Regions from separate parts of the Mus musculus genome. Here region 2 is linked to region 1. The links are chromatin contacts, found by POLR2A ChIA-PET in ENCODE. All regions are on one chromosome and are shown on one strand. Each heading gives the region's core, a stretch centred on a gene start or an enhancer-like site at or near the end of the contact. The rest is flanking DNA. Distances are from core to core; before and after follow the strand shown. Region 1 holds the start of Nipa2 (non imprinted in Prader-Willi/Angelman syndrome 2 homolog (human)). Region 2 holds the start of Nipa1 (non imprinted in Prader-Willi/Angelman syndrome 1 homolog (human)).

Region 1 (3,047 bases), core at 319-2,818:
CAGCCTCCGGAGTGCTGGAATTACAAGCTTGTATCACCATACCTGGCTGTAAAAGTTCAGCTCTTAAGTCTACTTCTACATAATGTTTACTACTATCTAAAGCTTATAGCAGTCTCAGCTTCAGGTTTAGCTCATTTTTCTTGTGTGTGCACACCTAGTAGTGGTATTTCCCGTATCTGTGAAAAACTAAAGAAAACAACATTATCAGTCATTCTCCACCTTATTTTTCCTGATGGGGCCTCTCAATCAACCTAAAGTTTACTGACTCAACAAGACAAGCTAGACAAGAGGTGGGCAGGAACCTCCGGGCAGTGGTGGCGCATGCCATTAATCCCAGCACTAGGGAGGCAGAGGAGGCCAGCCTGGTCTACAGAGTGAGTTCCAGGACAGCCAGGACTACACAGAGAAACCCTGTCTCTATAAAAATCAAAACAAAAAACAACCAAACAACCAAACAAAAAAATACTACAGAACCTAATCTCCGATCTAACTTAGCAATACTGTTAGAAATTAAAATTTTAACTTACATGTAAGTTTAATATGGTCTTTCTTTTAAAAAACAGAGATGATTTATTCATTCTCATTTTCTTGGAAACGCTATCCTTTATTCCCATTTAAAGTATTTAACCACGGCAGAGTAGTTCCACCCTGGAAAGAAGAAAATATGGAAGTAGGTGAAAGGACAGAAAATTACTAAATACTTAGATATATAGTTACTGGCCTTCCTGTTCTTTCACTTAGTAAGTACTGTAAGAGCTTCTACATACAGCTTACTGGAATGAAAAACGTCAAATCTCAGACTTCCTCTTTTAACTTTAAAAATAATTAATATGGTATCAAACGGGCACATGATATAGAATCTAAAGAAACTGCACTCAAGACCACTCCTAAACTAAATGCCTTGCCATTATCGTAGAGAAATCAAAGAAGCAGGAACCCCAAACCCTGCATTTTGTGTAAACCCTATTAAGTGCCAGGGAACTGAGTCAAGCAAGCTCAAAACGTTACAGCAAGCCGAAACCATCTTCTGAAAACTCACGAAGGCAAATAAAACTGATATGCAGAACTTAACGAGTACGCGACCGGACAGGGCCAACCAGCCAGACTTCTGCCGGATTGAATGGCAATCAATCCGACTCACTGCGGATCACCAGGGAAGCTGCGTCCACCCCAGAACACGCGAAAAAGCAAGTCGCCCCGGGGCCCTTCTCCGACCTCAGGCGGCCGACACAGCCCGCAGCTCCGCCCTGGAGCTCGCTTACAGGAAGTAGCTACCTTAGGGCCGTCGCAGGCCGGCGGGCGACTCGGCTCCCTCCGGGACGCGACCCCGGTGCCCGCTCAGACCCCCACGCAGGCAGCTCGCTCCTGCGCGCACACAGCCACCGTCTCCGGCGACGTCCCGCGGGAAGTTCGTGCATCCGAGACTGCAGTGAGCGCCGCCTCCTCCATGGGAGAGCCGAGAGGAGCCTACCTCGGACAGCCTTCGGCCGCACCGCGGCCAGCACCAGAAGAGCCGCCGAGAACCTGCCGGGAAACCTGGGCGCAGACTAGTGACGTAAACCGCGCGCGCTGGGCAGGCACAGCTCAGGCCCCGCCTCCGCAAGGCTCTTCGCCCCGCCCTGACAGCGAGCCGGAGGAGCCGTACCTTCTAAGGTCATCTTTGCTCACCTACTCATCAAAAATCCAGCCCTGTTATTTAAAATCCGATTTCCTGGGAGTCTTCACGTGGGACCTTTGGGATGGAGGAGGTGGGTTTGACCGCAAAGGGCGGAAGTGGGCGGGACAAGGAGGCAGGTTTCCAGGGAAGAGACAGTAAAGCTTGTGGAGGAGGACCTTGTGATTTGGACAAGAGATCTTTTCCACGAGATGCACAGGAAACAAAGTAATAGCTTTTTCTCGGCTGCTTTTGCTTTGAAAAGACCATTGAAGGCTGCTGAAAATCCTTGTTTACAGGATATGTTACTCCAAGAACATTTGTTTGGGTGTGTTTGGGAGGGAGATCCTTGTAAAATGAATTATACATTTATTGAAACATTAAAAACAGCACTGTAGTTTTCCTATCTCCTATGCTAATGCTTTGGACGTGATGGTCTAAAACATTGAGGGAGTGGCTAAGTAGCTAATTTAAAAGCTACTCTGCTGTGAACTTGACAACCAGATACCCAAGTGTCTTAGAACTGGCTCTTGAGGACTTATTTTGCTCAATTTTTAGGGTAGGCTAATTTCTAGATGACATGCAAGTGGGACTTTGATGATCAGGTAAATACAGAATGACTCCAATTTTTCCACCTTTCCATGTGTCCACAAATTTTACAGTACCTGCATCTCCACTCTCCCTGAATCTGCATTGGCTGGGGGAATGGTATTGAGCAAAGAAAAATGCAATGAAACTTGATAAGAAGCCCGGACTGGTGGGCAGGAGGGAATAATGGAGAACAAATGTAGTACAATGTAGACCAGGAACAAAGCCACCATACTGACTTCCTTCCTGGCTAACTCAGAATTGCTGGCAAGGGTCAGGTTGGTTCACATCAGCAAAACTGCCCCACTGACCCATCGGCCTAAAAGAAAGAATAAGTGATTGCCACCTCATTTTGGTTTAAATTGATAGGCAGCAATAACTTAACTGATAAAGATGGCAACAGACATCTCCAAAGACCTGTTGATTATCATAAAGGCACTGGTTGGTTCATTTGAACAGGTGTGTGCCGTATGTGGGATCAGCATTGTAATTTAACCGTGGTAGAGAATTATCTTGTGGCACCTCCCTCTCCCTTCCCTTCCTCCTTCTCACTCCCTCCTCCCCATTGTCCTAAACATCCAAGGTACAGATCCTTCTCATCCATCTGCTTTCATCATTACAATCCTTTAGCTACTGTCACACTCATTATCTGGTCCTCCAAGCCAGTACTCACATCACACAGTGGAGTGAGTGTGGTGTGTGTGTGTGTGTATGTGTGTGTGTGTGTGTGAGTGCCTATTTAGTATGCTGCGGGCTCCTTAAATGCGCAAATCATTTTTCTAAGTCATAATGTTCCATATCTAAT
Region 2 (2,852 bases), core at 28-2,527, 57 kb after region 1:
TACCAGATGTGTTTGTACATTACAGACACATCTGCAGGCTTGGGAGATCCTATTGGTTTTTTATTAGGATTGCAATGCTTTCATTTTGAAATAAATTTATTTAAATAAGCATTACTGGTTTTGTACTTTCGCTCAATATTTTCAGTTCTTTGTCTCTTTTCTGAAGCTTCCTGGCTACCCAGACAGCTTAGTCAAAATTTCAAACGTGTTCTGGAATTGGAACTAGTAAGTGTATTTACCTCTCATACACTGGCAACCAGCTCGTTACCCCTAGAGCCCTTGAGGTTGTGGCTCCAACCACAAGCCTTTCTTGGTTTCTCTGAAAGCAATGTTTACTTTCCCCGTCAAAGTATTCTGCCTCTTACATGCAGTGCCTGTCACAGGCCTCTCAACACAATGACATGGCATGGACAAAGAAGGTCTCTGTGCCTTATCCCACTTCCCTATCACTATGGAGTGATATCTGATGATGGGTTGACCCAGGGCATCCTCAGTAGGGGGGCCCGTTTGCATGCCTGTTTGATGTTTTCTTCATGCTTTAGACACTTCAGACAACCACAGGTAAGTTATCTAAGGATCCCAGGGCAAAAGCCGCCGGGAAGATCAGACCTTGCAATCAAGGTGACAGTGGGCACCTCAATGAAGACAGTACATCCTCTGGACCCACCACACACCCTTACTTCTTCACACCACCAAGTGTTCTCCCAAGAGCACCCCGGCCCAGTCTAAGTGAAAGGCAGGCCTGGCTCCACCCACCTCTGGATCCTATGAATAGGAAGCTCTGCCTGACAGTAGGTGAGTGAGGGCCTCTGGGCATAGGGCTCCAAGCTGAGCATCTGTCCCGATGCTCTGCTGCGGGGTAGGGGTTGGAGGACTGGACAGGTATAGGAACGGGGCAAGATGTCCGGTGAAGGGCTCCTGAAAGAGTGAATAAGGCCTCCCCGGTCGCAGAGAAGAGACAGAAGGAGACCGCGTAGAATGCGGAGGTGATGCCTGCGGGGTAGCCAGGGGAGCCGGCCCGTGCTCTGTGCACAGACACCGGCAGACGCGTGGTGCGGACCCCGGCCCGACCTCGGCCCGCCCTACCTCGCCTTTTAGCGCGCACAATGCCCTTCTTCTGCAGCACGAACGTGGACCCGTTCACTAGGCTGGACACCACAGCCACGCCCAGGCCGAGCGACACGGCGGCGGGGCTCGGGCCGCGCGCCCCCTCCCCGGCCGCCGCAGCCGCCGCCGCAGTCCCCATGCCGCCCGCGCCGCCCTCCGCTGCGCGTGCGCGCGCCGCGCCCCACGGGCTTGGAGAAGGAGCGGCGCGGGGCGGGGCAGAGAGGGAGCCGGAGTTCGGGGTCGGACTGCGAAGTAAGACAGGGGTGGGAGCGAGCTTAGGGGGTGGATGGGAAGCATGCAGTGGGATCAGAGGAGGAGCCGAAAGGCTTCTGCGGTCTGTGTGGATAGTATAATAATTCCGTAGAGCGTGCTGGTGCAGCGCCTGGGGCAGAAAGCTCTGCAGTACCAAGAGCCCTAGGGCGTCTGGTGGGGATGGTCAAGCTGTCCCCAGAGGAGCTCAGGTCTTCTAGGAACTCTGTTCTGTACTACCAAAGAGATGCTTTCTTCTTTGCTGCTTTGCTCCCTGGGAGGTCCGCTACCTTCACTCTGGATCATTGACCTTGTGATCATACTGTAGTGTTTCATTTTAATTCTTAATAAAGTATATCAAGATTATAAGGGAAAGTTATTTTGACTCACTTCGCCAACTCTCACTTAAGTATTCTGGGCCATTCCCACGCTTTCAAAGGCAATGCACATTTTTTTCTCTTTTATTGAGTGTTATGTAGCAATCTATTTCCATGTTATCACACAATTATTGTTTTAATAGCTGTGTGATGTCTATGAAAATATATTGTATCAAACCATTCATCAGATTGTTGGTTGTTAGGTTGCTCCAAGTGTTTGTTTCTCTATTCTATAATCATGCTATATTGAAAACTTAATTTAAAAAAAAGTTGGTTTAGGAAGTATACATGTCTTTTTGAAACTCTATAACGCAGTATTATTGCCGAAGCAATATAAAATTGGACTATTTATGCACTGAAACTACTGAATGGTTAGCCGCGCAGTGTGTTGAAGGCCTTTAATCCCAGGAGGCAAAGGCAGACAGATCTCTGTGAATTCAAGACCAGGCTGCTCTTCAGATCGAGTCCCAGGACAGCTAAGGCTACACAGAAACCCTGTCTTCAAAAACCATCCCCACCAACACTCTACTAAGCCAGTCTACCGTTGTTTCCTTCCGGGTGATAATTTACTCATAAAAGTCACCAATTCTGTCAGTGAGGCAAATGAAACCACTGAACTAGGGTAGTAAGATGGTTTTTTGGGGACAAACTGCCAGGCTGATTCAGACTGGAGAATAGCATCCTGCCAAATGAGCCTTGTCAGATTTATGGGGAGGAGACCTGCCGGCCAGACAGTCTGAGAGTTGGTGTAGGGACTTGGATCTCTTACAGACTGAGCTGATCAGAAACCAGGTGACCTTTCCCTGAGGTCAGGGAAGAGCGAGGGAATTTCTGTCCCCCAGAAATTGAGGAACGCTGAATTTAGGTTCCTGTGTACTCAATAATAACCTTTCTGTTCACTGGGTAAGAACCTGGCCTGGTGTGAGCGGTTGTCTTCGGATATTGTCAGCCTGCTTTGTGACCTAACTATTTTAACCATTTTTATATGTGCACTCCAGTGGCAATAGTTATGTTCCCAGTGCACAGCTGCATTTGCCACTATTCTCTTTGGAAACTTTTCCATCACTTTCATTTCTACATCACCGCAAGCCAAGATAGACGGCAATTAGCTCTTAGTGT

Evidence for each region. ChIA-PET counts read pairs that join two places held with the same protein, here RNA polymerase II (POLR2A).
Region 2: POLR2A ChIA-PET joins it to region 1 with 20 read pairs in embryonic stem cell. The contact joins the promoter of Nipa1 here to the promoter of Nipa2 in region 1. POLR2A ChIA-PET finds 5 or more read pairs at or near these places in 4 of 5 experiments (Patski and embryonic stem cell).

The regions. Positions count from the first base shown.
Region 1 is chr7:55,960,925-55,963,971 of GRCm38, forward strand. Nipa2 (non imprinted in Prader-Willi/Angelman syndrome 2 homolog (human)) reads right to left here and starts at 1,569. Exons shown (of 7, transcript NM_001256130.1): 1 at 1,276-1,569; 2 at 528-648. A230056P14Rik (RIKEN cDNA A230056P14 gene) reads left to right here and starts at 1,607. Exons shown (of 6, transcript NR_015495.2): 1 at 1,607-1,748.
Region 2 is chr7:56,018,323-56,021,174 of GRCm38, forward strand. Nipa1 (non imprinted in Prader-Willi/Angelman syndrome 1 homolog (human)) reads right to left here and starts at 1,278. Exons shown (of 5, transcript NM_153578.3): 1 at 1,087-1,278. The coding sequence starts at 1,246.